Regions from separate parts of the Mus musculus genome. Here regions 2, 3 and 4 are each linked to region 1. The links are chromatin loops, found by intact Hi-C in ENCODE. Cell type or tissue: left cerebral cortex. All regions are shown on one strand. Links, peaks and the distances in the headings refer to the core of each region. The heading gives the core; the rest is flanking DNA. Region 1 overlaps Snx30 (sorting nexin family member 30). Region 2 holds the start of Snx30 (sorting nexin family member 30). Region 3 holds the start of Inip (INTS3 and NABP interacting protein). Region 4 holds the start of E130308A19Rik (RIKEN cDNA E130308A19 gene).

Region 1 (7,725 bases), core at 853-5,852:
CAGTGTTCTGTGGTCTCTGCTTGACTGGTCCCTTCAGCAAAGCTTGTCAGCATGTGCAACAGGGAAACACCATTCCTCCTCGCCGATTTGTGTTGGTTCAGCAGTATGTGAAATTACATTATTCAGGAGGGAAAAAAACCTACAACCCTTTCAGAGTTAAGCTGGAGGAAATTAATCAAATGTTCTAGACAATTCTGAAGAATAACTGAGTTTCATTTCCTGAGGGCAGGAAAAAACATCCCCCTCAAAAAAAAAAAAAAAAGAAAAAAAAGCAAAAAACCCAAAAACCCAAAAACCCAAGCCAAACCAAAGGTCTTATGTTTCCTAGCTCCTATTGATGGGTGGATGGATCGATTGGTTTTTAAGACAAAGGGTTTCTCTGTGTGGCCCTGGCTATCTTGGAAATTGCCTTTTAGACCAGGCTGGCCTTGAACTCAGAGATCTGTCAGCCTCTGCCCCCTGAGTACTGGGACTAAAGGCGAGCACCACTGTGTCAGGCTCCATCCTAGCTCCTTGACTGTGCAGCCTGCTGGTAAACTGCCATTCAGCTGTGCATGGGCGGAAGGAGGGGTGTCTTCGCCTTATTTGATTTCTGAAAGTGTGTGTCTCCTTCCCCTGGCCAGAAAACACTCCTCCTCACATGTGCACTCCCCTCTCTCTTCTTACTTGCAGAGCACACGGGTGGAGTTTGACTTGCCAGAATATTCTGTTCGTCGGCGATACCAGGATTTCGACTGGCTGAGGAACAAACTGGAAGAGTCGCAGCCCACTCATCTCATTCCCGTAGGTAGTAAGTCACTGCTGCTTGTTCTATCTTTTCCCGAGTTAGACCCACACGGGTAGTGCTCAGTTCTTAGCAGTGATGGGCTCACTCAGCATTTTATACTGAATGCACTCACCAAGAGTGCATGCAAGATAGAGGTGAAGTGTCTCACACTCTCAGCTTCTACTCTGCACTGCCAGCCTGCTAGGTAAGGTGGGCTGGATTTTTACTTTTTTCTTTCCTCCCATCCTCCTTTCTTTCTTTTTTTTTAAAATTTTTAATATTTTTTATTACGTATTTTCCTCAATTACATTTCCAATGCTATCCCAAAAGTCCCCCATACCATCCCCCCATCCTCCTTTCTTTAAAAAAGAAAAAAAATACAAAACACTATTTATGTATGTGTGTGTGTATGTTTGTGCATGTGTATATGTCTGTGTGTGTTTCTGCACACACATGCATGTCATAACACACATTTGAAGTCAGAGTGCAACTTCAGGAGTTGGCTCTTGCTTTCCACCTGGTTGCATGGTTTCTCTTATTTCTGCTGCTCCCTGTAGTCCCGGCTGCTGGTGCGTGCGTGTGGTGAGTCTCCTGCCTCTGCCTCCCATCTCAGTTGCAGGAGTGCTGGGGTTGCAGATGTGCACCACTGCACACAGTTTCTCACATGGGTTCCAGAGACTGAACTTGGCCTATGGAGCTTTTCAGTTAGATCTTTTACTACCTGAGCCATCTCCCCGCTCCCTGTCTCTGTCTCTCCATCTGTCCTCTGTCTCTGTCTGTCTCTCTCTTATGTGGTACTGAGGGTTAAACCAGGGCACTCATACTTGCTCTTCATATGCTCTATACCGAGTTGGACCCCTACTCTTTGAGGCAGAGTTTTACTAAGCTACTCAAGCTGGCCTTGAGCTCATTTTGTAGCCTAGGAGAGCTTTGAACTTGGAGGCAGCGTTAGCTCCTTCAGTATTTAGGACTACAGGATTACACCACCCTGCTCAAGTTTCTTTTTCCCAGTACAAGATATTATCTTATTTCTCAAGCTGGCCCAGAACTCACTATCTAACCCAAGTTAGCGTCAAGCCTGTGGCAATCCTCCTGCCTCAGCCCTGTGTACAGCTATGGTGCCTGGCTCTGATTTTCACTTGTATTATTACTGTCTGTCTCTGTCTGTCTCTGTCTGTCTGTCTTTATTTTTTTTGAAAAGGGAAATATCCCAATACCCCACCTCTTTAAAAGACTGAAGTTTGGTAGCTGGGCATTCTGGTTTACATCTATAATTCTGGCACTGAGGAGGTAGAGGCAGGAGTATTACTGTGAGTTCAAGGTCATCTTGGGCTACATAATGAGTTCCATCAAGTCTCTGCTACTGTACGAGACAGTGTCTGGAAAAACAAACAACAACAAAAAGCAAAAAGATTGATGCTTGGAAGTGAGTCTCACCGACCAAAACTGCTTTTCCCACTTGGCAGACATTCTTCTTGAGGTTTGGCTGCCTACCAAGAAGGCAAAGCCGACGCTTCAGATTGTGGCCAATGGGGACAGGAATCTGGCACACCATCCCTTCACAACCACAGTTTTTTATTTAAAACTCAAGCAAGAAAACCACTCACTCCTCTGTACTGAAGCAACGTGAATGGACCCACCCCGTACAACTCCCTGCCCCCCCCTTCTAAAATGGGTGATAACTAAAATTTTAAAGACCTAATAATCAATATACATTGGGTAGTTTTCCAAGGCCTTTAAGTTAAGATAATTATTACTTGTCTTTGGAGACTTTAGGAAAGTTTAGAGCGTATGACTATTCAAAGGCCAATTTATCCTTTGACAAGACCTTGATTGACTAACCCCAGGGGCTGCCCAGTTCCCAGTCGTATCTTCACCTTCTCACCTCTGTCACCCACCATGGCTATGTGTGCAGTGAATACTGGATGTTTGTAGGGTTTTGAGGTAAGGTGATCCCTGTGGCCAGGACAGGGCTGGAGGCAATGGGGCCCGCAGGAATCCGCTGTCCCCAGACTTCTCTTTTGCCACCCTAAGTCCTGTCTGGTCTTTTGAGTCTGCTTCTTTACTTTTCTGCCCTCCAGTCACTTAAGAACGTGCCTGAAAAAGAAGCAGCCATTTTAAAGCAGTCGGAACAAGACCTTAAAATAGAATCCTACTTGGCCAAATTGGCAGCTAGTGGTAATTTTTTTTAAACATATGCTTTTTATTTCAGAAGAGTTTTCGGGTTATTGTAAAAATAGGAGAACAGGGTTTCCCATACTCAGTACCCAGTTGCATTCATGGCTAACATTCTGCACAGATGTGAAATGCTTGTCCCAGTTAATGGGCTAGCTGGCGTCATCATTTGATAAGCTTTGTTTACTCGGTACTTTATTCCGAGGTGAGTATTTTGCCTGATGTGTTTCATTCCAGGCTCCCTACCAGGACATCGGTCATACATAACCCCTTTGGCAGTTTTTGCTTGTAACAGTTTCTCAAGTTTTCCTGGTCTTTGACAACCTTTGACAGTTTTGGGGTTTGCTAGCAAGGTTCAGTGGACATTTGTCTCAAGGTTTTCTTGGTTAGACCATGAAGATGGAGTAAGGTGTTTAGGAGTAGAAAGCCACCGCAGTAAACTGTTAATCCAGGTCACATGACTTAGGGGTTTCTGTTCTCTCTTTGCTCTTTGCAGGGAAACTGTTGCCCAAGCCCTGCTCCCCTCTTGGCTGTTCTGTTTCTTTTCTTTCTGGTTTGGCACTTGAGACTCAAAAGCTCGAGAGTGACACCTGCTGGTAAAATGTAGTGCCACCAGTCTGTAGCTCCCACGAGGCAGTGTATGTGTCTCTGGAGGATCCAGATAGTCTTCTGTAGTCTCCAGTGGCTGGGCAGTGTGGTGGGCAGGGAAGTGCTTTAGAAGCAGGCAGAGACTTAAGTTTCTTCACAAGACCTTGACCCTTAGCTGAAGTAGAGAGATTTAATTCAGGGAAGTATTTCTGTTTAAATAGAGAAGTCAAATGAGGAATGAACACATCATCCTACAGAAACTGTTAGAAGTCACCTCTCAGTATCTAAGCAGCAGCTGCGTCCTCACTAGACCCGGTAGCTAATCTTGGTAGGAACGTAGATAGGGTGAAGAATTTTAAGATAGACAAGGGACCTCTGCCTGAGAACTGAGTGTCGCCTGTAAACAGAGGCGGCTGTCTCATCAGCGCAGAGGTTAAGAGCACTTGCTCTTCTTGCAGAGGACCCAGGTTCTCAACATGTGCATGGTGGCTCACAGCTGAGTATAACTCCAGTTCCAGGGATCCGGCATCCTCTGGTATCCACAGTCACTGGGCACACATAGGAAACATAGACATACATGTAGGTAGAACCCCCATACACATAAAAATATATTTTTTAAAGAAATCTGAACTAAACCTTAACAAAAATGGAGAACTAGGTAAGTGTGCGGCATAATTATTGTTTAGGTTTTGTTGTCTCCTTTAACAGAGAATTTATTTTTAAATTCTTTATTAGACTTATTTTATGCGTGTTTTGCCTGCATATATGCATGTGTACCATATGTGTGCTTGGTGTCCAAGGAGCTCACAAGAATAGATCTCTAGGAACTGCAGTTACAGATGGTTGTGAATCAGCACACGGATGCTGGAATCAAACCCATGTCCTCTGAAGGCACAAGTGCTCTTCATCACTGAGTTCTGTTTTGTTTTGTTTTGTTTTGTTTTATTTTGATACAAGGTTTCTCTGTGTAGTCCTGGCCATCCTGAACTTTCTCTGGCCTCTAACTCAGAGATTTACCTGCCTCTGCCTCCTGAGTGCTGGGATTAAAGGCATGCGCCATCACCACCTGTCTAAGACCTTATTTTTACTTTTATGTACATATGTGTGTGCCCATGGAGGTCAGAAAGGGGAGCCATATTCCTTGGGGACAGAATTCTACATAGGTGACTGTGAGCTGCCCCATGTGGGTGCTGGAAACTCAGTCTGGGCCCTCAGCAAGAGCTGAATGCACTCTTAGCCACCGAGCCTTCTCTCTGGCCCCATGATCCCTCCTTTTTAAAAAGTCCCACGGAAGCCACATCTGCACAGCCCAGTCATTTGAAATGTACGTTTCAAAGCTTTAGTGTATTCAGATTTGTAGAACAACCAACAAATCAGTGTCAGGACCTTTTAGCACCCCAGAGGGAAACCTCAAAGTCCTCGCTGTCACTGTCCTCTCTGGAGCCTGGTGGCCTCACCTCTGTCTCTCAGGTGTCGTCTTCTTTCTTACATTCAGCATGTTCCAAGGGTCACTCACAGTGGAGCACTGGCTAGGACTTCCTTCTTACCGTAAGGTGATAGTCTGTGTGTGAGCATACCACATTTTGTCTGCCCACCCTCAAATGGAATTTTGTTTGTTTTCTCCTTTGGCTCTTAGGCATAATACTGTTACAGACATTTGTGTATAAGTCTTCCTGTGGCCAAGTATTATTTATATGGATGCAGACCTAGGAGTATAATTACTAAATTATATGTTATTCTGCATGTAATCATTCGAGGTACTGCCAGCCTTTTGACATCCCCTCACATGGTGTGTGAGTTCTGGTTTCTCTACATCTTCACAAACAATGATTATTATCTGTCTTTAATTATAGCTGTCCTAGTGGGTGTGAGGTGATATCATAATGTGATTTTTTTTTTAAATTTGCATTTGCCTGACAACTGAGAACATCCTTTGATGTTCTTGGTGGATATTTGCATGTCTTCTTAGAGAAATGTCTGTTCCATTTAATTTCTTAGAGATTTATTTTAGTTATGTATATGTTTGTGGGTATGTGAGTGCCAGTGTCCTTGGAAGCCAGAGGTGTGGATGTCCCTTGTCACTGGAGCTGGAGTTACAGGTGGTTGTGAGTCACCAGACATGGGTACTAGGAAGCAAACCTGTGCCATCTATTTAGTCCCCTCTTTGCCCCTTTAAAAATTAACTCTGTGTGCGTGTAAGTAAGTAAGTAAATAAAGGAACTTTAGAATCTATTCAAATTGGTTGTGAAACCTAGGGGACGGTGGTCTTGAGGCATCTGTCAGTTTACTTCTCTCTATCTTAGATTAGCTGTTGTTAAACGTGAGGATGGCTGTGCTTTCTGATTTGACTGCTGAGGCGGGGAGTGTGGAGATAAAACCATTTCTTGAAAAGAATGAGAGATAAAGTTCTGGTTGAACGATTCCCAGCATGAGCAGGTCCCTGTGTTCCATTCCAGGTCCTTGTGGAGGAAGGGGTGGGACTTGAGTGAAGCCATAGGAAGTTGTAGCCAGTTAAATAGTGGCTCTGGGAAAGCACCCAGAGGCGGGATTTGCTTCTCCCCATGGACTATAATATACCTGCTTTGTTTCCAGTCTCTGACTGCAAACTTGGCATTCTTTATGGGTTCTGATGGAAAAACACAGTTTGCTCCTTAGACCCCCCCCCTTTTTTTTTTCCTGAGGAGTCACAAGATGATTTATAAATTGATTGACTTTCAATTCAGTCTTTTCTACTTTGGCTTCACAAATCCTGGCCTGCTTAAAGTATCATGCCTGCCCCATTCCCACCCCCTTTTGTGGTTCTGAGGGTTAACAGGGCTCCTCCCACCACTGAACCACATCCCAAACAATGCACATCACATGGGCTGTCAAAGTCTTCAACCCTGACAAATGCCTGCAGAAACCATTCAGAAGGAGGAAGAATGCGTTTTGGTTTAAAGTTCCCAACCCCGCCCTTTAGTTGGACCCATTGCTCTGAGCCTGAGGCCTGTAAGAGTATCCCAGCATTGGGGGCATGTGTCTGAAGCTGCTCGCCTCAGAGCCACCAGGGAGCAGAGCAGAGTAAGGAGGGACCCGGGATAGCGACATAGACAGCAACCTGCTTCCTCCAGCTAGCTTTCTGCCACCTTCCCAAATAGCACCACGGCCTAGGGACCAAGCCTTTAACTTGTGAGTCTGTAGGGGAAATTACAGCTTCAAAACCTACAGAGCCCTCTGATGTCTTGCAATGTTTTTGCTTTCTTTTATATTGCTTTGCTCCTCTGGAATTCTAAAAGCAGAAAGAAGTCACCATATGTGCTGGGAGCTGGAGGTGTGTGGTGTGGAGTGTTTGCTCTTTGTAGAGACAGTTTCCTCTTTTTTATCATGTAATGGTGGCGTCAGAAAATCTGGAATAGAGGCTTTGCCCCACGTTGTTTCTCTCTAAGTTGATGTACATTAATACACATGTACATTTTACATGTGGACAGTTTCGTGAGTGTGTTACCACAGTCAAGACATACCTATCCCCTTCCGAAGTATCCTTGTGCGTATGAATACTTAACATGATATATCCCATAACAAATTATAAAAATATAATCTTTGTATTTATTCTCTGAGAACTAAAATTATGTTTCTTTTTGTTCTGTTTTACCTTTTTTTTTCCTCGGCAGTATTAGAGATCAAACCTAGGGTCTCCCACCTTCCACCGGGCTACAGCCTGAGCTCTTTCATAGCATAGGCCTAAGTGCACAGAATGCTGTACACTGGAGAGGCTTTATCATGTATAGCACTGAATGTATATGAGTTAAGTAGCTCCCTCCCCACCCCAGGCAGCCATCATCCTTTGCTGTGCGCACTACATGTGCTCACTGGCCTCGCTGCTGCTTTGCTCCTTGGCTCATTGCACAGCAGACACATGGACAATTAGACGGGCACGCACAGGCTCTGGAGATGAGATGTTTTACGTTCATTTATCGAACACTTTGGTGTTCAGTTTGACTTGCAAAATGAAGGTTTGCTTTTCCTGAAGGACAAAGGATGTATCTCCTATGCAGCTTTCCCCTCACTGGACTTAACGAGAAGAGTTTGTATTAAAACAACTGTTTCCCTAATTTGAAATGATAAAATGACTTCATTTTTGACCCAATCCCAATTTTAAATAAAATATTTATTTTGTTTTTATTCATGTGTGTATCCCCATGTATGTGCCATCTGCC
Region 2 (7,725 bases), core at 1,048-6,047, 62 kb before region 1:
ATGTCTTTCTTCACAGTGAGCCCCACACAGTATTTACGTGTTTGCTAGATGGGCAGATGACCCTCTAACTTGACCTTCGAGACTGAAGCGCCAGTGACAGGTAAGTGGAAAAGGGGACAATGATATACTTTAAAGAGCTGGAAGTAAAGCCCAGTCTATCTCCACCATGGCAGCGAATAAAAGCTCTGGAGAATTCAGTTCGGCCCGAGGCCAGTATAGGAACCATCAATGCGTGAAAAACAACTAGGACCTCACGGTTCTTGCAGACCTGGTTGGCTAAGTGTGCACGTCAGGACCGTAAATCATTTGTAGCACACGCTATTTACGGATGCTCATGCTTCTGAGGTTTCGCCTTACATAAACCCCGCTTAGCTGCAGAAGCCAGTCGGTATGGGGACTTCAGTGTGGAGTTGAAGACATACCACACTGCCTCTTTAAATGTCCTTCTAGTTTTTCTACTGGATGTTCTCTAGTTCCTCTGAGCCACGTAACCCTTTACGATACTAAGACACGCTCCACATTTTTATTTCTTTCTGCGTGTGCAGTGTGGCTGGAAGATCCTAACTCACACTGATGCTTTCTGAGCCCCCAGCGAAGCTGCCAGTGGGCGCACTTCCTGCCGGGAGGTGGGCGGGGCGGGCCGCCTCCTCCTTCAAGCTCCGCCCCACCCTGCGTCCCGCCCTCCCTCCCGGCGGGCAGAGGCTCCGCGGGGGCGGGGCTGAGAGCCGTGGGCGGCGTGGCGCTGCTAGCAGGGCGCAGGGTCGGAGGTGCTGGGGTTTGGCGCGGCTTAGCCCACGGAGCTGTGGTGTAACGCTCGGGAAAGCTCAGCCTCGCGGGCAGGAGAAGCATCGGGCGGAGGCTGCCACCACCAGCTAGTGCAGGGCCTCGGGCCGAGTGGGGCGGAGAGCTGCGGGAGTAAGCGGCGGCCCGGGTCCCGAGCGCTGCGCGCCATGGCGGGCGGGCCCCCCAAGGCCCTGCCGTCCACGGGGCCCCAGTCCTTGCGCGACATGCCGCACCCGCTAGCCGGCTCCAGCAGCGAGGAGGCCGTGGGAGGCGACAGCACGCCCAGCCCGGACCTACTGATGGCCCGCAGCTTCGGTGACAAGGTGGGGCGCTTGGGGCTGGGGACTCCTGGGGCGGAGCGGGAGGAGGATGGATCCAGGACCACCCCTGACACTGGGCCGCGCTCATCCTGGCGCCCCTTTCCCGGAGGTTAGGCGTGCTTTGGCCCCAACAGCCCTTGGCCAAAGCCTGTCCTCTCACTGCCCCCGCGGGGTCGCAGCTGCAGGCTAAGCGGCCAGAGGGCATGTGTTTTCCCTGGCTGAGAGTGGCCCCGAGCGCGGGTGACAGCTGGTGGGGAGGGGTTCGGGTTGCAGCAAGCATGTGGGGACCCGGGGCGTGTGCTGCGGTACTTCGCCTCTGTGTCCCGAGAATGAGGTCCCTCACCCCTCTAGGTGCATTCCTTGAAGAGGAGCTGCAGAATAGGAATAACTTGTTGGCGCCTCCAGTTTCCCCGGACTGCAAAAAAAAAAAGCAAGAGTTAATGGCTAATGGTTTTCCGGGGTGGGTCTGAGCAGCCTTGCTCATCTTCTCCCCAGTCGGTCATGTGGGGAGTGATCTTTGTTTAGGTTTGCTGTTTGCCCCAGGAGTCACCTGACTCCGACCTCAGCGGCGGCTAGAGGAGAGTCTCTGGTTTTCTGTCTAGGGCTTCATTCACCTCTTATAGCGAACCACATTGATTAGGTTTGGCAGTGGCTGGTTTTGTGGTTGACGGAAAGCAAGCTCGCCCTTTGACCTTCTTTGTGCAGAGGGAGGCTCTTGGTCGTTTTGCTATACTCTCCTGCTGCTTTGAGAGACAGCAAAGTCCCGTGGGGAGGAGGAAGAGACTGCATCTCCCCCCTCCCCGCCCCCATCTCCATTTCAGCTGTGACCAGGATTTTGAGCAGCGATTGTATCTGCGCTCCTGCTGCCACTTAGTCACGAGTTGCAGACATTCCAATTGTTCTTAGCACTTGAGATCAGGGTCTCTTCCTCCTATTAAAATAGTAAATGAATTCTTCCTTTCCGTAGTATTAATGGAATGAGTGGAATTGGGAGACTTAACTTTACTTCTTCTCTTAGATGGGAAAGGCATGTGGGAGGTAACATTTCCTATGGGAGAGTGTGACTTGCTGGGCCTAAGCTCTCAGAATGACCGGGAAGTGATAGGGATTTATAAAGCCTAAACTAATGAAATGGATACATTGAACAGCTCAAAATATGTTCTTGCGTTCACACTGGTACCTCTGTGGTCATTGCTTTTTATAGATTTTAAGATTATGTGAAAACATAGGCAGCTTGCAAACCCTCCCTTATGTTTGACATTCAAAGAGTGATCATTGAATGCCTGAATGATAATTTTTTTCTTATTATTAGCAGAGACATTGATTTTGAATGGATGTAGAATGGGAACTAAGGTTAATTCTCAGTTCTCTGAAGGAAATTGAATTATTTCCTTACTGCTGTGTAAGAAATCACTTCAGAATTTAGCACCCGAAAATGCTGTCTGTGAGTCAGGAAGCTGGGAGGTTCTGAGTAAGACCTACAGGATGCTGCCATCATCTGAAGGCTGGGTTGGGAGTACTCTAACGTCACTTCTAGGCTCACTCCCATGGTTCTTCACAGGCCACAGTAGAAAAGATGATCCAAGACAGCCCCATGCTCCAGCCATCCCTATAAATATTGATCCTCAAAGTGACATACCTCTGCTGGATTCTGTTGCTTATAGAGGGACACTGACACAGTGTGGGAAGAGGGTATGAATCCTAGAGAATACCAGGAAATGGAGATCACTGAGGCCATCTTGGAGCCTGGCTTCTAGTCTACCGTGCGCGTGCGTGCGTGCGTGCGTGTGCGTGCATGTGTGTGCATATGTGTGTGTGTGTGTGTGTGTGTGTTATGAATTGAACCCGTGGCACGTGCTCTACCACTGGGCTATATCCCTTGCTTCACATAAAGCTGTTTTGAATATTTGAATATTTCCTTGTGGTCCAGTCTTGGATAGTTAATTCAGAAGTGTGGCCAGTTTACTAGTTAGTAGAAGGTAAATGCTCTGTCCCACTAAGATCTGGTTGGCTGGCAGTAAGGCCCTTGCCTGATTATGTATGGTCTCCTTCACAGGATCTATTCTTTGAGAGTCTTGAAGGCACTATTATTAATTATTTAACATTAATTTAATACATATCCTAACAACTGTGGAGAGCATCTAAATGACCCAAGCCTCCAGGGCCCAATTTACAGTCAGCCACTTTTCCTCAGAGGCTAAGACTTCTAGTTTCTCTCCGATTGCGAGTAGCATTCTCTTATTACATGTATCCTCATACAATTTTTAAAACAAGACTTATTTTGTACGTGTATGTGTCTGGGTGTGTGCTTCTGTGTGAATGGATACAGGGTGTGTGCAGGTCCTTCAGAGGCCAGAAGGGGGTGTTGGTTTGCCTGGAGTTGGAGTTACAAGCTCCGTGGGCCTCCTGAGAAGGAGGCTGAACTCAGTTCCTCTGGACGAGTAGGAAGTTCTTAAACTGCTGAGCCATCTCTCCAACCCCTCCCAAATATTAGGAAAGAGATGCCAGCCAGCTGCAGAAATGAGGACAGTTTGGGGGGAGCTCCCTTGCCCACCCTCACCTTGTTTAGGTATCATAAGTGCCCGTGGAGGGCAGGAGGTAGCATCAGGTGCTGTGTTCAGTCTTGTGAGAAGAGGCCTTTTTCCCTGCCTCTTTAGACATTGGGGTTTCATCCCAGACAAGGATTTAGGGTTGGCTCTGGGGGGGTGAGGGGCATGAAGGCGTTGGCAGGCTGGAGACAGTGTCAGGTTATTGCCCAGAAGGGAGTTGCTTTCTCTGGCTTCAGATGGCGTTGCTAGCTAGCAGTGTAGCTGACACTTCCGAATGGCCTTTTTTGTTCTGGGTGTAGGAAAGTGTGGTGGGTGCTCCATCCACCTCCTTCTCACACTGTCCAAATCGCAGTGCAGTGGGAAGAATTCTTGTCTACTGAGGGCTGGATGGGTGTGTCCTTCTGATGCTACCCAAACCCACCAGGCTATGTATCCCTTCATTTTCCCCCTCCAGTTAAAATGTAAATAAAACCACTTGACCTATTTCTGGGCTGTTTTACCTTTGTCCATGTCTTCTGAGCAGTGTCTCTGTGATTCAGCCTCCTGCCTGCGTGTTCATTCTGAAACTGAATACTTGACTCCTCTCAGCCTCCAGTCCTCAGTTAGGACTTCTCCACACACCTCCACCTTCTTCACCACCTACTTCCTGACCTTCCTGCCACCGAGGTGTTGCTTTCTTTTACATTTCAATCATTGAGTTTGGGAAATCCAGATCTTACCCTGTCATCTTTGATAGCTTTTCTTTAAACCTTTAACTTTCTAAAAAATTACATACTGTATGTGCATTGGCGTTTTTCCTGCATGTATGTCTGTGTGAAGATGTCAGATTCCCTGGAACTGGAGTTGCAAACAGTTGTGAGCTGCCCATGTGGGTGCTGGGGACTGAACCCAGGTCCTGTAGAAGAGCAGCCAGTGCTTTTAACTGCTGAGCCATCTCTTCTAGCCTCCTAAACCTTTAACTTTTAAACCCAGTGCTATACAGTGAATTCAAGACTGAATAGCCAGGAGACCCTGTCTTAAAACAAACCACCACCACCAAAACCCCAAGTAGTAATAATAATAATAATAATAATTCCATATTTAAATAAAACGTGCTAATATAGTGGATCACAGAGCCAGTTCTCAGCCGTCTGCGAGTGCAGTCTTGACTTCTTCCTGCTCAAGACCTTGTACTGTCCTCATGGCAGGCAGAGTGAAGGCCAGTGCTCCCCAGGGTCCTTCCAGGCCCACAGAATCAGGCGATTCCTGACTCAGCTTGCCTTCTTCAGGCCTCTCTCCATTGTGCCCTCCACCTGACATTCATCCACTTGCCACTTCCCTCATTTCCTTAAGCCTATTCAAGTCTCAAATTCTCATAAAGGCCTACCCAAGTCCGGTTCCCATCAGCCAGTGGTCCCGAAGTCCCCTTCCTGCCCTGCTACCTTCCTTCTACAATACCTGCTGCAGAACCTTGAAGATTCTGAGAATGGGGATTTTGAAGCTTTAGTAAATAATCTTGGTTCCTAGAACAACTCTTTTCTGGATGAACAGAAAGAATGAAGCGTGCCTCCAAGGGGCAGCGTGGGGCCACTTGGATGGCTGAGAGCTTGCCTAGCTTGTCCTAGGCTGGAGTTCAGACCCCACCAGAGATGAGCAGGGCATGATGGCAGTATACAACTGTGGCACCCACACTGTGCTACACTGGGAGGGGAGGCAGGAGCAGGAGTTTAAGATCATCCTTGGTGGAGAGTTCAAGGCCAGCAAGGGAATGAATGGGGTTTGGGGATGAGCAGATGGCTCTGCTCAGAAAGTGCCTGCAGTGCAAGCATGGGGACTTGAACTCGGGTCTCCTGCATCCATATAAAGGACAGTTGCACACATCAGTGACTCTGGGAACAGGACAGGATGATCTTTCTGACACACAGCCAGTCTAGCTGAACTGGTGAACTCCAGGTTCAGCAAGAGACTGTCTCAAAAAACAAGTTGGAGCTTGCTGGATGTACTGGTGCACACCTGTAATTCCAATACTCTGGAGGCCGAGACTGGTGGATCTCTGTGATCTGGAAGCTGGAAACCATAGTGGTGGGGACCGTGACTGAGGACATCCGCTGTTAACCTCTGGCCCCCACACTGCACACACAGACATGTATGTTCATCATTCTTTTATTTATTTATTTATTTATTTTTGGTTTTTTTCGAGACAGGGTTTCTCTGTATAGCCCTGGCTGTCCTGGAGCTCACTCTGTAGACCAGGCTGGCCTTGAACTCAGAAATCCGCCTGCCTCTGCCTCCGGAGTGCTGGGATTAAAGGTGTGCACCACCACGCCCGGCTTATTTTTTTATTTTGAGACAGGTTCTTGCTATGTAGATCTGCTGGGCTGGTCTTGAACTCCCTGCCTCTGCCTCCTAGTGTTAGGGATTAAAGGTGTGGATCCCCACGCCTAGCTATGATTGTTAATCTTTTTTCCACTGATGTATGTGGACGCACTTGTGTGCATGAGATCAAAGAACGACTTTTTGAGTCCCTTCTCCCTTGCCTCTTTGAGGCAGGGTTTCTTGTTTCTGTGGTGCTACTTAATCCAGGCTGGCTGGGCTGTGAGCTTCTGGGCCATTCTCCTGTCTCCACCCTCACCTCCACCCCCTATCTGGAGGTGCTGTGATGACACCAGGTGAGAGACACCAGGCTTTCTTAAGTGGGCTCCTGAGGATCGAATTCTGGCTATCGGCTGGCAGAATCAGTGCCAAGTGCTTTTTACCTGCTGAGCCATTTTGTTAGCCCCTAGTTAAGATTCTTTTAAAAGAGCATAAAACAAAACAAAAAAGCAAGCTGGCCTTAGGAAAGTGTACAAGCTTTGCTATTGAAGGGACCCAGATACTTTTGGCTTTAGGCATGGCTAGGATAGGTGCTGATGATGTTGGGAATCTGACACTTGCAACAAGGGTCCCTCTTTCTGATAGTTTCGGCAAAGCTCTGTCTTGGCTGGAATTGGGTCGGATACCCACACCCATGCTTGTGACTGATCAGGCAGAGCTAGCTAGAATCCAGCTACCTTTGGCTTGAGGGACTTTACAAAGTGAAATTTCTAGATACAAATTAAGTATATCTAGAAATGTGCCTGTGGAATGTGAAGAGTTAGACATTACTTTTGTCAGTGGAGGGATAGATCAACGTTCATGCTCCTAACCCTACATGTTAAGACATTGGATATTACTAATATTTTAGAAGCACCTCCATGATCAGGCAGGCAGAAGATGACTTCCAAAGTCAACTGGGATGGGAGAATAGCTCAGTGGAGACCTTACCGTTGTGCATGAGACCCTGTGCGTGACTTCCCAGTGACACACACACACACACACACACACACACAGAGAGAGAGAGAGAGAGAGAGAGAGAGAGAGAGAGAGAGAGAAGAGGAAACATTAAAGAAGAATGTTTCTGTTACCAGAGAGAAGAGTGTATTGGGCAAGAAGGAAGCAATGAATATTCACTGGAGATATTCCACTACTTTGTCATTTGATGTGTATATGTGTGTGTGTGTGTCTGTCTGTCTAATTGTGTCTCTGTGTGGTCATCCTTGGTCTTCTTCAGTAACACTCCACTTTTTTTTTTTATAAAGATTTAGTTATTTTATTTATATAAGTACACTGTAGCTGTCTTCAGACACACCAGAAGAGGACATCAGATCCCATTACAGATGGTTGTGAGCCACCATGTGGTTGCTGGGAATTGAACTCAGGACCTCTGGAAGAGCAGTCAGTGCTCTTAACCACTGAGTCATCTCCAGCCCATACTTCACCTTTTTAAATTTAGTTTTGTTTTTGTCAGATGGTGGTGACACACACCTTTAATCCCAGGATAGCCAGGGCTACACAGAGAAACCTTGACTTGAAAAACCAAAAGAAAGAGAAAAGAAGTAAAAAAACAAAAACAAAAACAGACAGGGTCATACTAGTCAGGTCTGGTTGTCTTATAACTTACTATGTAAACTAGCCTGGCCTCCAACTCACAGAGATCCACCTGCCTCTGCCCCTCAAGTGCAGGGACTAAAGGCCTGTGCCATTACCCCTGGCCTCTCCTTGTTTAATAATTAAAT
Region 3 (7,725 bases), core at 1,198-6,197, 84 kb before region 1:
CTCTGGGGTGCAGGTGTCTGTCTTCGGCCATGGATGCCGGGAGATTCCAACACAGACCCTAATGCTTGGGCAAGTGCTCTTACCGGCTGAGCCACCTCTCCAACCCCAAGCCTGCTCATCTCTAAGTTTAGAAATAAAAGTTTTGCATTTGGCCACGCCGGAATCACAAGACAAACTCCTCGACCCTTGAGTTTCATTCAAGTAATCACACGGGATTGGGGATGGAGGGGGCGGGGGAAGGAAAACTAATTTAACAAATGTGCTCTTTAAAAACGTGACCGCGCATAGCGGTAATTCCAGCCCTCTGGAAGATGAGGCAGAAGAACCCCGAGTACCCGGCCAACCAGGGCTACACAGCCCGACCCTGACTCAAAACAAAACAAGGCGCGAACGGGATTGCGGAAGTAGAGAACTATTGTTGAGCGAAGACACGAGCTCTAAGCAGATGCCGGGTGGAAAGGACTCGCGTCTCCCACGGCTGGGGCTGGAGCACGGCATGGGCGAAGCCGAGCTCGTACCGAAGGCTATCAAGGCCACCCTGAGAAAGGGTCAGGGTGACCCAGGAGTCCCCGCCCGCGCGCGGGGTGGGCGAAACCCAACGGGAAGTGAGAAACCCTCGCACACTATGCCGCGCGAGGCCGCTGCCCCGTGGCCAGCGTTCGGGCCACCCTTCTCTTGGCGTCACCAGTCCTTTTTACTTACCCGGAATGCGAGGAGCCTGGAGAAAGCTCGCTGTCCGGTCGCAGCCGTGCAGGGGGGCGCGCCCACGCAGAACCCGGCGAGAGTGCAGCAATGCACCGCGCTACAACCTTCCCGCCGGCACCAACTTCCGCCTCCTGACTGACGGGCCCCCTGGAAGCGGAAGTCCCGCCTATCGACTGGACGCAACGGACGCTACCCCAAGTGATTCGTAGTTTAAGCGTTTCTTCGGCCGGAAAGGGTTTCCCTTCCGAAGAATGACAGTCGAAGAGGCTCACGGGAGATGCAGGCCGTACAATTGGGGGCGGAGCCAAACGCTGATTGGCAGGAATAGAGCAGGGTCCCTAGCACCTAAATTGATTCTTTTTTTTTCCCCTTCAGGTTTGCAGGAGATTAGCTGTCTGTCTGTCTGTCTGTCTGTCTGTCTGTCTGTCTGTCTGTCAGGATTTATTTAACCCTGATGTTAATCCACTTCAGTAGAGCTTCAGAGGGAGGTTGAGCACACTTTCAGGTTTTAACAACCATCCCAGGAATATTTTTGTTGTTTACCGTCTGAGTCAATAATTATACACAAGGTGAGCACTAAATAGGTACAAGTTTTCACTAGTGTGCATAATCTGAATTTTAAAAATGAAAGTGTCGGCTGAGAGCAGTGAGGCATGCTTTTGATCCCAGCACTCTTGGAGGCAGAGACGGATCTCGGATCTCTCGAAGTTTGAGGCCATCCAGGTCTGCATAGCAAACTCCAGGACAGTCAGGATTACACAGAGAAACCCCCGACTCAAAAGCAAACAAACAAAAGAGTGAACGCCACACCAAGATGCTACTGGAAGTTACCCTATGCTGCATAGCCTCACGCTAAATCCAGACGTTTACCTTAAGACGTAAAAGCGTTTGCCAGGCGGTGGTGGCGTGGGGGGGGGGGGGGGGGGGCAGAGCCAGGCATAGCTCTATGAATTCAAGGCCAACCTTCAAAGCGAGTTCCAGGACAGCCAGGGCTACCCAGAGAAACCCTATTTGCAAACAAACAAACAAATAAACAGAAATGCAAAAGACATAAATATGTTTTAAGGTGTATTTGTTCTGTGATTATCAACCACTCTCCACAACTTGCACCTGTGCTCTTAATTAATATTTGGGATGTTGGAGATGTAGCTAAATTGGTAGAGTCCTTGTCTAGGACACAGGAGGCCCTGAATTTGATACCTCACACCACATAAAATTGGGCATGGTAGTGTATACTTCTTAATCCAGCCTTGGGAATTTAGTGGGAAGAGGATCTTTTGTCCAAGGTATGTAGCTTGAACAAGGAACATAGCAAGTTTAAGGTCAGTATTGACTACTTAAACCTTATTTCTAAAATAATAATTGATGTTTGCTAATGTTTACAATGCACAGTCCAGGACTGAAACAGTAAGTTCAATACCAAAGATTTACTTAGTTCACAGAAAAAAAAAATTGTTGCATGTTTTCCACGTGCTAGGTGCTTGCTCTACATTAGTTTATGCCTTCCTGTGATTTGTATATGGGAAGCAGAGGTGTTACTACATTGTATCCAGCAATGAGCTGAGCTAAAACCCCAAAACTCTACCAAATTCTTAACTTCTGAATATTGTCTTTGCCCTAGAATAGCAGTTTTCAACTTGTGTACAGGGATAACATATAAGGTATCCTTCATATCAGATATTTACACTATGATTCATAACAGAAGCAAAATTACAGTTATGAAACAGCAGAGAAAATAATCTTATGTCTGGAGTCACCACAACGTGAGGAACTGCATTAAAGGGTCAAAGTATTAGGGATTCCTCTGGAACCAGCTCATTGTGATTCCCCACCCCACCCCACCCCCGTTGAGACAGGGTTTTGATACACAGAGGCTGTCCTTGAACTCACTTTGTAGCCCAGGCTGCAGATGGGAAAACTCCTGTCTCAACTTCCTGAATGCTGGCACTTACAGGCCTGAGCCTTCACATCCAGTTCCAGTAACTAATGAAAATATAAAGCATGTTGGTAATAAAGTTTGAGTCTCTTCTGTGATCTGCTGGGAAAACACAGCTTTATTCAAGCTTTAAAATCCTAACAAATTCTTTCAGTTAAAAGGTCCTGGTGAGGCCGAGGCTGACTTAAAAAATAAATAAGATCTCTATTCTTAGGAGAATTTTTTTTTTCCTGTTGCGCAAGTAGTCAGTGCAAGAACCAGGGCACAGGAATCTCTTTAATTCCCAAACGGGGGAAATAAAAGGGTTAACAGCTGAAAATGTTTACTCCCCTGATCATGACCTCGTGAATACATACATCTTACTATTATAACTGCCTACACAGTAGTTAAAATAATAACACATTAAAATAGTGGGCATTCTAAAAGAACATTGTTTAAGGAGTGGAAGAAAGTTCCTCTAAAACAATTCGTAGTTCCCTGACCAGTTCAGTATGACTAAAAAGGGGGAACATGATCAGCAGAAAGATAAATTTTACTCATGGCCAATTGTTTTGCCTTTGATTTTTGTGACTAGTAACCCTTGAAATCATTTTGTTTTCTCCTTGAGAGTTCTTGGAACTTCTATAGGCCAGTCAGGGCTGCATAGGGAGACCCTGTCTCAAAAACAAGGGGAGGGAGGTATTGTGAACTTGTATAACCAAAAGGAGCCTGAACCATAGAACCACCCAGGAGACTATTTGTGCATTCTCTTTTCTTTCTCCTTTCTCTTATTATGTCACGCAGGCTATTCTCAAGCACGTGGGCTTAAGTACTACTACTGACTCAGCTTCCAGAGGAGCTAGGCCTAGGATGTATGAACCATTGATTAGAGGTATCTCTTTGTTTGTTTGTTTGTTTTAATTTTATGTGTTTGAATGTACAGGTGGAAACCTGGGTCCTCTGGGAGAGCAGCAAGTGTTTTGTTGTTGTTGTTGTTGTTGTTGTTGTTGCTGTTTGTCTGCTTGGTTGGTTTTTGGGATATTGTTAGCCTTGGAAGAGGATCATCTAGGTAAGAGAAAATGGCCTGATTCCTTTAGAATGAATTATCTTCAAGATATTTTCTCTACAAAGATAGCTAGCAGGTTTGATGAGAGAGAGGGGCAGCGAGGCGGGGGAGGCACTCATCGATCTGTCCGGTAGATGGCAGCAAAGAGCGGAGCACGGGACAGTATGAGAGAACTGACAGTTTTACCAGATAAGGAAAGATGAATAGTTTGGAATTGATGGTGAAGGTATTGGATGTTGGTCGCCTAAGGATTATACCTGTAAGTGGGTACTGGTATCCAAACTTTTTACTCTCTCTCTGCATCCCCATGCCTGGCTGTGTGATAATATGTGGTTGGACTTGAACATCTCCTGCTTTGCATGAAGACAAGGAAAGTAGATACATGGCTATATGCTACTAGCTGCCATGCATCCTCCATTCTTTAATGTGTGATAATTTGTAATTAGACTGAAGCCCGCCTCGTTATTGGCTCTATTGAACCCTGGTGTTTTCCATGGGTTATTTAGAGGGCTTTCTGAACTGCACTAGGTTTCCTGTGGAATGGCTGCGTGATTGCCAACGTATGATTTCCTAACACCTATTTATAATTTGAGTGCCTCTAGAGAACCAAGTTTCCAGTATTTCAGTATTCTCCAAGTGCCAGGAAGGATGCCAGGCAGGTGCGGTGTTGACTAATGTTTAATTTAAGTCCAGTTAAAGTTGGCATGTGGAGCTGGAGATGACCATTAGCCCCAGGGTGCTTGCCTAAGGCTTGAGGCCCTCAGTTCAACGCTCCAGAAGAGAAAGGCTGAAACTCACTCATTCATTCAACAAACATCTAATGACTCACGTGCTGTGTAAGGCACTGGAAAAACACAAGCAAAATGATGTGTCTTGTCTCCGTAAGATACTTTTGCCTGGCATATTGGTAGCACACAGCCTTAATCCCAGCAAAAGCGGGGAATCTCTGAGTGTGAGGCCAGCCTGGAAAGCTTGTTGGCTCTCTCCCAAAGCAAACATGAGGGGGTCGTGCATGAGGGGCCAGCTACTTGCCAGGAGAAGATGCTCCAGAATGAAACCTACCTTGTGGCGTCTTGAGCTTGAACTTTCTAATACCTAGAACTGAGGCACAAGAGTCTGATACCTAAACAATGATATTGTATTATGGTAGCCTCGAGTAAATGCTTTAATATAATATGCAACACATATGTCATAAAAAAAAACTTCAGTGCAACTCCCTTCCTTCCTTCCTTCCTTCCTTCCTTCCTTCCTTCCTTCCTTCCTTCCTTCTTTCCTTCTGAATTCCGTATGTAGTGGAGGAGGACCTTGACTTTACGATCTTTCTGATTTTATCTGCCAGGTCCTGGGATCACAGGTGGGACCACCATACTAGATTTATGTGACACAGGGGTCTCATGCTTGGTAGGTGTACTGACTAGTTTTGTGTCAACTTGACACAGCTGGAGTTAGCACAGAGAAAGGAGCTTCAGTTGAGGAAATGCCTCCATGAGATCCAGCTGTAAGGCATTTTCTCAATTACTGATCAAGGGGGAAAGGCCCCTTGTGGGTGGTGCCATCTCTGGGCTGGTAGTCTTGGGTTCTATAAGAGAGCAGGCTGAGCAAGCCAGGTGAGGCAAGCCAGAAAAGAACATCCCTCCATGGCCTCTGCATCAGCTCCTGCTCCCTGACCTGTTTGAGTTCCAGTCCTGACTTCCTTTGGTGATGAACAGCAGTGTGGAAGTGTAAGCCGAATAAACCCTTTCCTCCCCAACTTGCTTCTTGGTCATGATGTCTGTGCAGGAATAGAAACCCTGACTAAGACAGTAGGCAAGCACTCTACCAACTAAGCTACACCCCAACCTATCATTAAAAAGATTTATTGCATGTGTATTGGTGTTTTGCCTGCATGTCTGCCTGCAGAGGCCAGAAGAGAACATCAAATCCCCTGGAACTGGCATGACAGACAACTGTTAGCAGACATGTAGGTGCTGGAACCCCAACTGTGGTCCTCTGTAGGAACACACAGTGCTCTTAGCCACTGAGCCATCTCTCTAACCCCACACCCTCTCATTTCTGAAACTACACACTGCTTAAAGTTATTTAATTAGAAGTTTCAGTTGTTTCCATACTGGAGCAAATATTTTCTCCAAACTAAAATGATTTAAAAACTACTTAAGATGTATAGTTGTACAAGAGCTGTCCAACTTCCATCATCAATGGGCAATGGCTTTTATAAAAAACAACACATAATTTTATTATTATAATACAAATAGTTATTTTGTTGATAAAAAGACAAACTCTTTTATTATATATACTTAAAATAATTTATAAACTATGTATGTATGTATATATTTATTTTGTTGTGAATTAAATATCAAGATTATCCAGATATGACCAGTAGCAGTTGTCTTCATATCACCTTTCAGTCCTTTTCCAGGCACAGCTTTATATGAGCTTGATTTATGACCTTTAAATATTTAGACAGGTGCTGGAGTCAGAGCTGAGTGGCAGAGTACTTACCTAGCAGGCACAAGGCCCTGGGCTTAATCCCCAGTACTGCCAAAAATAAAGTAAAGTAAATATGTAGAAGTGCAGAATCTAAGCCTGCATCTGTATTCTTGCCCTTGGCTCCCAGAGATCCATATGAACTTAAAAAACAAACAAACCACAAATCCCACCTCTGTCTTCTGTTAATTCCTTATAGCATACAGAAGTCTAAGCTGACATATTTGGTCATCCTCTCTCCCTCCTTTATCCCTCCCTCCTTTTCTTTCGACAGTACTTGGCATTGACCCTTTGTAGATGTAAGGCAAATCTATTACAGAACGATAGTTCTGGCCAGCTAAATGACCGACCTCCTTTTTGGGGCAAACTATATTATTTTTTTAAAATCCTTGCAAATAAATAAAAAAAATCCACACACCAATATTAACCAGACCTAAAGTCTATGCAACTTAATGGAGTTATATACAGGTAGCATCGGCACTAGAAATGGAAGCTGTGACACTTCACTTTAAATTCTCCACTTTCAGTATTGAGTGTGGTTTATGCACTTAACCACCACCAAAATCAAAAAGCCATTGAACTTCCTAGTTGTAATTCTGTCCTGATTTCCTTTACATTTTTATCACATACATTTATTTATTTATTGTATGTGTGTGAGTGCACACATGCCACAGTGAACCATGTGGAGTCAGAGAATGTTGTATGTGAGACATAAAATGGACCATACATCTGCTCACCCAACTAGGGAACATGTAACACAGGGAAATAACAGTTCTACCAAAGTTAAACTTGGTGAACCAATGCATCTTTGTTGTGGTTACTTACAGGACTAGGGATGACTCAAGTGAGGGGTTTTTACCAAAAGTCCATCCCAACACAGGTGACAACTCAGAAGCTGCAGTCAGGGAAGCCCTTTGCACGGCTTGCACACAGCTCAAGAGGTCTCCTCCCTCAGCAGTTGTTTGCGGTGTTTGCAGCCCCATAATTTCTTAACCTTATGTAAATAAAGGACTGACAACCCATTTCATTAGTCAGTAAAATCATGATCATCTAGACAACTCAGAATATCCTGCTACTTCGTATTCAGATTTCCAAAACGTCATTATCTAAAGCAATGGTTCTCAACCTGTGAGTCAAAGCCGCTTTGGGGATCAACCAACCCTTTCACAGAGGTTGCATATCAAATAATCTGCGTATCAGATATCTACATTATGATTCCTAACAGCAGCAAAATTACAGTTCTGAAGTAGTAACAAGATCATTTTATGGTTGGGTTCACCACGACATGAAGAACTGTATTAAAGGGTTGCAGCTTTAGGAAGGTTGAGAAGCAGTGGTCTAAGTGAAGCCACGGAAGACACAGAGCAGCTCCAGTTATGAATACACGCTACTTATACAGGTAACAACTGAATGACAAACAATCCTGAAGATGAAAGAAAACAAACATATTCTAGTTGGGAAGTCACAGTGAAATTTTTTTCTAAAACTGTAAAACTATAATGGGCTTCACAGCCTATGACATAACTTAACTGTGCCTGCTAACACAGTTTTCAAA
Region 4 (7,725 bases), core at 1,557-6,556, 240 kb before region 1:
AATTCAGAGATTTGCTTGGCTTTGTTTCCTGAAATTAAAGTTGTGTACAACCCTGCCTGAACCTAATTTTAGCTGGGTGGGATCATGCCCCAAAGTCCTACTCCCTTAATCTGTTATCTTCTAGAACATAGGAGTCAGCTCCTTTCTACTTCCTAGTGTCCCTTTAATACTTAAACCATATGTATTTTTCCTTTCTCAGCTTGCTCCTTTTCATTAAAATGTTCTTCATAAGAGTGAACTTTAGTAATCTTGTGACAGAATTTATAACAAGCTGTTTTGAGGCTTCCTTTTTCAAAGTAGTTAATCTAAATCTCTTCACCTTAGTCTCAGGCAGACTCTTTGGCCAATGGCAGAAAGCAGTCACATTCTTCGCCAAAATACTAGAAAAACAGTCTCTATTCCACATACTGAAATTCTTCACTGAAACTTCATTGCCTTGTCTGCCCAGTTTAAATCACTCTCAGCAACAAAGTCTTCCATATTCCTACTAGGATAGCCTGTTAAGCCCCACTTAAAGGATTCCACTGCTTTCCAAATTCAAAGTTCCCAAATCCACATTCTGCCAAACAAAGGCATAATCAGGCCTATAAGAGCACTACCCCACTCCTGGTACCAACTTTTGTCTTAGTTAGGGTTTTATCACTGTGAATAGACACCATGATCATGGTAACTCTTATAAGGATAACATTTAATTGGGGCTGGCTTACAGGTTCAGAGGTTCAGTCCATCATCATCAAGGTAGGGACATAGCAGCCCTGGCAGGCATGGAACAGGAGGATCTGAGAGTTCTACATCTTCAGCTGAAGGTTGCTAAGAGAAGACTGGCTTCCAGGCAGCTAGGACTAAGGTATTAAAACCCACAGTGACAAACCTACCCCAACAAGGCCACATCTTCAAATAGTGCCTCTCTTTGGGCCAAGCATATTCAAACTACCCTATTGTGGTCTTGGTTTATATGTCCCCAGTGGGCTCTATTTGGTTATTTTAAAATCCTAATGTATACTAAAATCCTCCATTCTGTCATGTATGACTTGATCATATTAATCACAGCTATTCTAAGGGTCTATTGACCAGGACATCTGGGACATATTTATATGTTTGGACTGTCGTCTTTTTCATTTTGGATTTTTTTTCTTATCATATGTGATGCCAGATACTACGTATTAAATTTTATTTTTAAAAGCTCCTCCACCAAAGATTTATTTTTCGCAGACAGAATATTGGAACTTCACCAGCCAGGGATGGAAGTAGTTCAAGGCTTAGTTGTAGGCCCTGGTGGAACCAATTTAATCTGATTTTGCTCAAGACAATCTGGTTCATCAACAGCCTCAGTTGAGGCACTGAGGTGTTTAACCAGGACCACCTTTCTATTTAATAACTCTTTCCAGTAGTGTCTTATTTAGAGTTACTACTGCTGTGATGAAACACCAAAAGCAAGATGGGGAGTAAGGCACTTAAATTTGGCTTATATTTCCACATCACAGTTTATTATTAAAGGAAGTCAGGACAGGAACTCACACAGGGCAGGAATCCGGAGGCAGGAGCTGATGCAGATGTCATGGAGGAGTGATACTTTCTGGCTTGCTCCCCGTGGCTTGTTCAGCCTGCTTTCCTCCAGAACCTGGGACCACCAGAGCAGGGATGGTACCACCATAGTAGGCAGGACCTTCCCACATCAATCACTAATTAAGAACATTTCTTACAAGCTTGCCTACAGCCAGGTCTTATGGAAGCATTATCTCAATTGAGGCTACCTCCTCTTAGACAACCCCAGCTTGTGTGAAGTTGACATAAAACTATCCAGCACCATGAGACAGCTAAAGATATCTGTTTTACAATGTTTTCAGTAGCAGTTTCTTTTCATTGCTTGGTTTCTTGTTGCTTGTTTTGCAGATAAGGAATCTACAAGTTCGACAAACTGGTATATAGAATGACCATTTTTAATAGCAAATACATACAGTTAATTGTGGCAAAAGTAGAATATAAAATTTAGTTTCTTAATCACTTTTAGTATATAGTTATGTTAAATATATTAAATCTTTTTATTTTTTAATGTTTTTTTTGAAACAGGGTTTCTCTGTGTAGCCCTGGGTATCCTGGAACTCAGTAGCTAGCCTCTGCCTCTCAAGTGCCCGGGTTAAAAGTGTGTCACCACTGCCTAATTATATTTACAATCTGTCACATTCTCATTTCTCACCTAGGAATGATTGAGATTTCTTATCACAGGAGGGGTAAGACCAAGATGTGGATAGTACCTAAGGCTAATCAGGTTATTTCTAAGTCTGACTTTCTACCATTAGACATGGTTTGGAAAGGGCTCAGTGCTGTGAGGAGAAAAGGGAGCCTGGAAGCAGTGGATGACTCTGAGCTCCAATAACAAACTATGTTCTCAAGATTTCTTAGTTTCTCTAAGCCTCAGTTTCTGAAAACTAAAACTACAACCATCTTATGAACTGCAATATCACTTCTCAGTAGGTACCTGAAAATGTGAGGCTGGAGAGATGGCTCAGTAGTTGCTCTTCCAGAGGACCTGGGTTTGATTCCCAACACCCGGGAGGGAGCTCACACCCATCTGGAATTACAGTTCCAGGACATTTGACACCCTCTACTGGCCTGGGAAGGCACCGAGGGCATCTCTGGCACAGAGATATCCATGCAAGCAGAACAACCCCCACACACATAAAAAAAATTACATTTTGTATCAAATTTTCTATAGAATAGTAATGTTAGTAGCACCAGTTTTGTAGCGTTCCTAGGACTAACTGAATTAACAACTTACTAAGTGCTTGGCACAGACATATCTGGGAGGTGCTATGAAAGGGGTTTTTAAACACACAGCCTTGTCTCAGTGGTGCCATGCTGTGTAGGTAGCTTTTAGTGCCTTGTGTATCAGAGCACCTCTGAGAGTTTTAGCTGTTACAACGGCCCCACTCCTGGGGTGGGATGAATGTGTAGATGCCAAAGTACAGCTCTGAGCTCAGTGAGTCTACTCTTGAGCCAAATACAAATGATGGCCAGCAACATGGATTCAGATTACCCTGGAAGACATGCTCCACTGTGGAAGTAGTTACATTAGCTTTTATTATTATTATTATTATTATTTACAGAAAAAAGGAAGTCATAAAATCAAGGCAATTACCAAATGGCAAGGCCTGCAGGTTGGTGGATTACAGCAAAGTGGGCCAAATTTACAAGTTTCAGGTACTGATGAGATTTGTAGCTTTTGAATCAGTGGAAGCTAGAGGTCAGCTGACAATACATTTCTTCCTTCTTTTTACTATTACTACTACTATTATTATTAGTGGTCGTTTTGCCAGCATGTACGTCTGCACCGCTCTGTCGTACCGCGGGGACTGAACTCCAGACTGTTGTGAGATACTGCCGGGAATCAACTTGGTGTTCTGGAAGAGCAGCCAGTGCTCTTAACCACTTTTTTAGCCACTGCTAAAAAAGACATATTAAAGAGTTTCCTAAGGTCATGAGGGTATTAAGTTTGATGGGTAGGCAATAAATAAATTATTAAGGCGTGTAGAATCTTTAACACCTTGCACTATTCTTTATTTTTTTCCCTGGGAACTCCAGTTTATTAGATGTGTGTGTGGATGCGATGCGGTGGGACATTAGGACACTATGGAGTAAGTACACTGCGGGTCCCAGGCCACCCGGCACAACTCTGTCTGAGGTGTCACACACCTCTAACGCGATCAAGCTCTGCTTACTTCAAGTGTTTAGGCTGAAGTGCGCGGAGGCCAGGACAGCGGACACGCGTGGAAAGTGGCACAGACCGTGCGTGGGTTCTGTACCTGTCGGAGCGACGGGGGCCGAGCTCGGCCGGCTCCGGGCTGCTCGCGTCGCTGACAGGAGCTTGGCCCGCGCCCCCTCAGGGCAGCGAGCGCCGCGGGTCGAGCGCCTTCCGCGGGCGTCGCTACACACTTCCTGTAGGTCCCGCCGCCTGAGGAGCGCTTCCGGTGCCGGCTGAAGCTGGGGTCCGAGCCCCCGCCCCGCCCCTCTCCGGCCCCGCCCCGCGCGGCCCCGCCCCCGCGCTCCAAGCCGGGCGCGCGGAGCCCGGGGCGCACGGAGCGGCGCGCGCCGGTGGCCGAGCCAGGCTGGCGCCTGCGCCCCCCCCTCTCATCGCACCACCGCCGTCACCCGCCGCGCAGCCCGTGGGGCGCCCTTCCCGGTTCACCGACTCCGGCCCCGGGGCCTCCGGCTGTGGTGCTGCCGCCCTCCGTCCCGCCGTCCCTCCCCGTCCAGCTCGGGCCGCCGGGCTCCCGCAGGCCCCACCGCCCGCGTTCCTATGGACAGACGCACAGACACCTGCAGGTGGGTGAGAGCCCGCGCGGGGCTGGGGAGCACGCGGGCGCGGGGCCTCTTTGTGTGTGGGCGGCCGCGCCGTGACCCTCAGAACCTTCCTTTTGTCTGCTCCGGGCCAGCGAGGCGGGAGGGCGCTAGGGGCGGAGGGGTCTGCGGGCGCAGAGCGGGGCGCGCACCGGTTCGCGGCCGGCGGCGTCTTGGCGGGGACTGTCGGTGCGCCGGCGTCCCCCGAGCTGGGCAGGAGGGCGGGACGGAGGAGGAACGGTCTGCCTAGCTAGTTGCAGAGTCTGAGACACCTCGGGGCTCTGCCGGACTAGCTTGGTTGTCCGGAGGTACCGGGAGGTGCGTGTGGGGCGTGTAAAGGAACGTGCGGCGCTTTGCTCCCTTATTTATTGTTTCTAACGGAGGAGGGCTTTCTCCCAAAAGCTCCCCCCAATCTGAGGCTGCGCACAGTGATTTGGGTTTGTTATCAAATAGATCAAGAAACCTAGTGTCCTGGAGAGAGGAGGTTGAGCTGACCAGCAACAAACACATCAGATGAAACAAACAAACAAACAAACAGACAAACAAAAAATGTTTGTGGTTTTCTTACGGCTGACTTTAATTTAAAATGTTAAAGGTCAGGCAGTGACTTAAATGGAGAAAATCGAACATGGCTGATTTTTTTTTTTTTTAATATTTTTAAAGAAATTGTTTTGAAGTTGTGGAGTAAAGTTTTTTCTTGTGGTCCTTAGGATTATCACCGATAGAGTAGTCTACCTACTAAACAGTTAATTGGAGTGTCATGTAGTGACAGCTTTTATGGTAGGGCTTGCATTAGAGAGTAAAACAATGATAGTCTTTCCATGCAGGCTAAAACCTTTGTTTTCCGTTTTAAGATAGGAGATTTTTTTTTTTTTCATAGCATATGAAGAGAACGTGATGTTAGAAGTGATTTTTCCCAGCGGTATTTCCTTATTTTACATGATACATTTATTCCTTACATGCGTACAAACCAAGGGTAGGGTTGTTGTACGTTAGATATAGTGTTTTGAAAGGTGGAAGGTAGTAGCTCTGTTTTTTCTTATTTGATTAGCTGGCTTACTTCGTGAACAGTTGCTATGTGTTCATAAATGATCAAATAATAAATGAAGTACATTAAGCATTCATAAAATTCATTTCACAGACTCACGTTTCTATGTAGGTATTGGGTTATGCACTATGTTAATCTGTTTGTTCCTCACTTTTAGAAACTTTATTTTTGTCTACTGTGAGAATTCATATTGACATACATAAGTCTGACTGTTACCGGGAAATGGTTTTTGTTTTTAATAGTTTTGAGGAGCACTAAACAGCCATTTGGAGAAAATGGAAGATTCCTTTAAAAAGAAAATCTAAATTTGAAGGGAAAAATACTATGGTATGAAAGCTCCTTAAATTTCTATTAAGTTGTTAAAATTTTAAGAAAAAATACAATTCAATGTACTTTTATTCAAGTACCCTATTTTTTTCATAAAAGAATTTAATATGCTTAAAATAGTGACTTTTTTGTGAGAGGAAAATTTACCCTAGATTCTTGCCCCAGTTACATTAGATTAATGATATTGTATACCGAATTTTTATAAGTTATCAGACTATATACATTTATACACACTTGATATCTAGAATATCTAGAAGCAGTTTCCTCTACCATAGTTGATCAGGTTTTGTTGTGACTTCCGGTCTAGATTGGGTAAATGGATTTAAACTATACAAAGGGACAGAGCTTAGTGTGTAGCTCTGGTCCACTCTGGCCTAAACCTTTCCAGCCTCTCTTATAGAAAGCTTAAAGAGGAGTCGTGAATTGGGTTTGTTGTTATCAGGAACAGAGAGTTCTAGAACAGCGTCAGAGTTGCAGCTCTTTGGCACTGGTTGAAATACTAAAGAAGACAGGCTAGCAAGCTGAATTGCTTGTTTATGTATTTATTAGACCGTCAGTGGCAGCGATAAGACTAACAAAGCTTCTCTGTGAAGTGGGGGAGAAGTTAACAGTGCCAGGGTGTGCTGGCACCTTGTGCCTGTATCTGTGCTGCCTGAGAGATAATACCTTGCCTTTTCATTTCTTTTTGACTGGTGTGTCAATACTAATTTTTTTCTGTATTACTAATAATGGTGTAATCAGAAGCATTCCAGAGTAGCTATATATGTGTGTGTGTGTGTGTGTGTATATATATATATATATATATATATAGTCAGTTGGTGTCTGAAGGCATATAAATTAATTTTTGTCCTGATTTTTTTTAACCTTACAACAAGTAAATGCTCCTTGCAGAAAATTTGTGTCAACTAGCCTTTAAAATGAAGTTGCCATTTAGCTGGTTTTTTTTTTTTGTTGTTGTTGTTGTTGTTTTCCTAAGCAACACTAAGCTGTCCTCAGTTAAATCTGGGAGACTTAAAAGTCTACAGGCTTTTTCAGTACTTTTATGCTTGGTACTAGTGTAATAAAATAGAAAACTGTGAGGTAACAGATTTGCTCTTTAGAGACCTGTGAATTTTCATCTTGTCTTTTTCCTATGACTTGTTCTTTCCTATGATGACTTTTGGTCGTGACTGTGTCCATGTCCTGCCTGTATTGTCCCCAGCCCCCCCCCATACCGTCCCCCCCCCACTCCATCCTTCCCCCCACGCACCCCCTTCTCTGTGGCCTGGTGAGAGGTGTGATAGGAGCTGCTCATTGTAGGTCTTGTCATTCTGCACTGAGAGCACAAGCCCGTGCTGCTTGCTGACATGCAGAATTCATTCTTGGATTAATGTCCTGGTACCAGATGTATGAGGCTGGCTCTGAAGAAGCTTTCCCTCCTAAATACTGTCAAATAAAGAAGCTGAAGATTGGAGAGAAGCCATTTATTTGGAACAGTTTATTTTATGACAGTTTGTGTTTATAAAGAAACCTGCTCATAATATTTACTTGAGGGTTCTACATAGTACTGGAAGAAGCCCCACAGGTTTCTCTCCCACCCCACCCCCTGCCCCGTCCCCTCCTGATTTAAGTTTCCACAGAGCTTAGTTGCTCTGTGATACTTCTTGAGTTTGCTTCTGATTAGTTGATTTATGGACTTTATTTACCAGCATGATTGGAGAATTCTTTGGCTAGTCTGAAATTGCACTCTGTCTGTGCTCTGGTCGGTTTCCTAGGAAACAAATGTACTGCATAGATTCCATAATGAGGACTGTGGTTGGCTAGCGACTGTGTAAATTCTGTTGTTTGGTAAAGCTTAGTCTCAAATTCAAATAAAGGTCAAGAAAGCAAAAGTAGTGAAAATGCAAATTTGGGGATTTTACTTTGTATCCAGTGCCAACACCATTTTAACAGGCTTCTCTGGAGAAAGGCGAGCTCCCCAGCACTGTTCATTTGTTTTGCAAAGTCTTACACTTGAAGCAGTTGGGAGATCT

What was found. Hi-C counts contacts between places; a loop is a spot of excess contacts. Peaks named below come from ENCODE experiments on the same cell type or tissue, not always from the same donor. Only the 100,000 strongest peaks of a DNase experiment are listed, where the experiment ranks them.
Region 2: a loop joins it to region 1, with 5 times the contacts of the local background. A loop is called at or near these places in 12 of 42 quality-filtered maps.
Region 3: it touches region 1 in a loop (11-fold over the local background); 23 of 42 quality-filtered maps call a loop at or near these places.
Region 4: it touches region 1 in a loop (4-fold over the local background); 17 of 42 quality-filtered maps call a loop at or near these places.

What each region holds. Positions count from the first base shown.
Region 1 is chr4:59,867,566-59,875,290 of GRCm38, forward strand. Snx30 (sorting nexin family member 30) reads left to right here. Exons shown (of 9, transcript NM_172468.2): 3 at 673-783. Among named protein-coding and RNA genes, the nearest start is that of Slc46a2, 44 kb to the right of the region's middle. In left cerebral cortex, for the core only: a CTCF peak has its summit at 3,537 (motif pointing left); DNase peaks (open chromatin) are centred at 2,268, 2,919 and 3,530; H3K27ac peaks cover 504 bases.
Region 2 is chr4:59,805,120-59,812,844 of GRCm38, forward strand. Snx30 (sorting nexin family member 30) reads left to right here and starts at 531. Exons shown (of 9, transcript NM_172468.2): 1 at 531-1,106. The coding sequence starts at 951. In left cerebral cortex, for the core only: a CTCF peak has its summit at 3,455 (motif pointing right); DNase peaks (open chromatin) are centred at 1,290, 1,684, 1,881, 2,128 and 2 more places; H3K4me3 peaks cover 1,616 bases; H3K27ac peaks cover 1,508 bases.
Region 3 is chr4:59,783,026-59,790,750 of GRCm38, forward strand. Inip (INTS3 and NABP interacting protein) reads right to left here and starts at 830. Exons shown (of 5, transcript NM_001013577.1): 1 at 703-830. In left cerebral cortex, for the core only: a CTCF peak has its summit at 3,820 (motif pointing right); DNase peaks (open chromatin) are centred at 1,436, 3,432 and 3,817.
Region 4 is chr4:59,622,169-59,629,893 of GRCm38, forward strand. It overlaps E130308A19Rik (RIKEN cDNA E130308A19 gene), which reads left to right and starts at 4,043. Exons shown (of 4, transcript NM_001015681.2): 1 at 4,043-4,323. In left cerebral cortex, for the core only: CTCF peaks have their summits at 3,872 and 4,189; DNase peaks (open chromatin) are centred at 4,058 and 4,584; H3K4me3 peaks cover 2,148 bases; H3K27ac peaks cover 1,224 bases.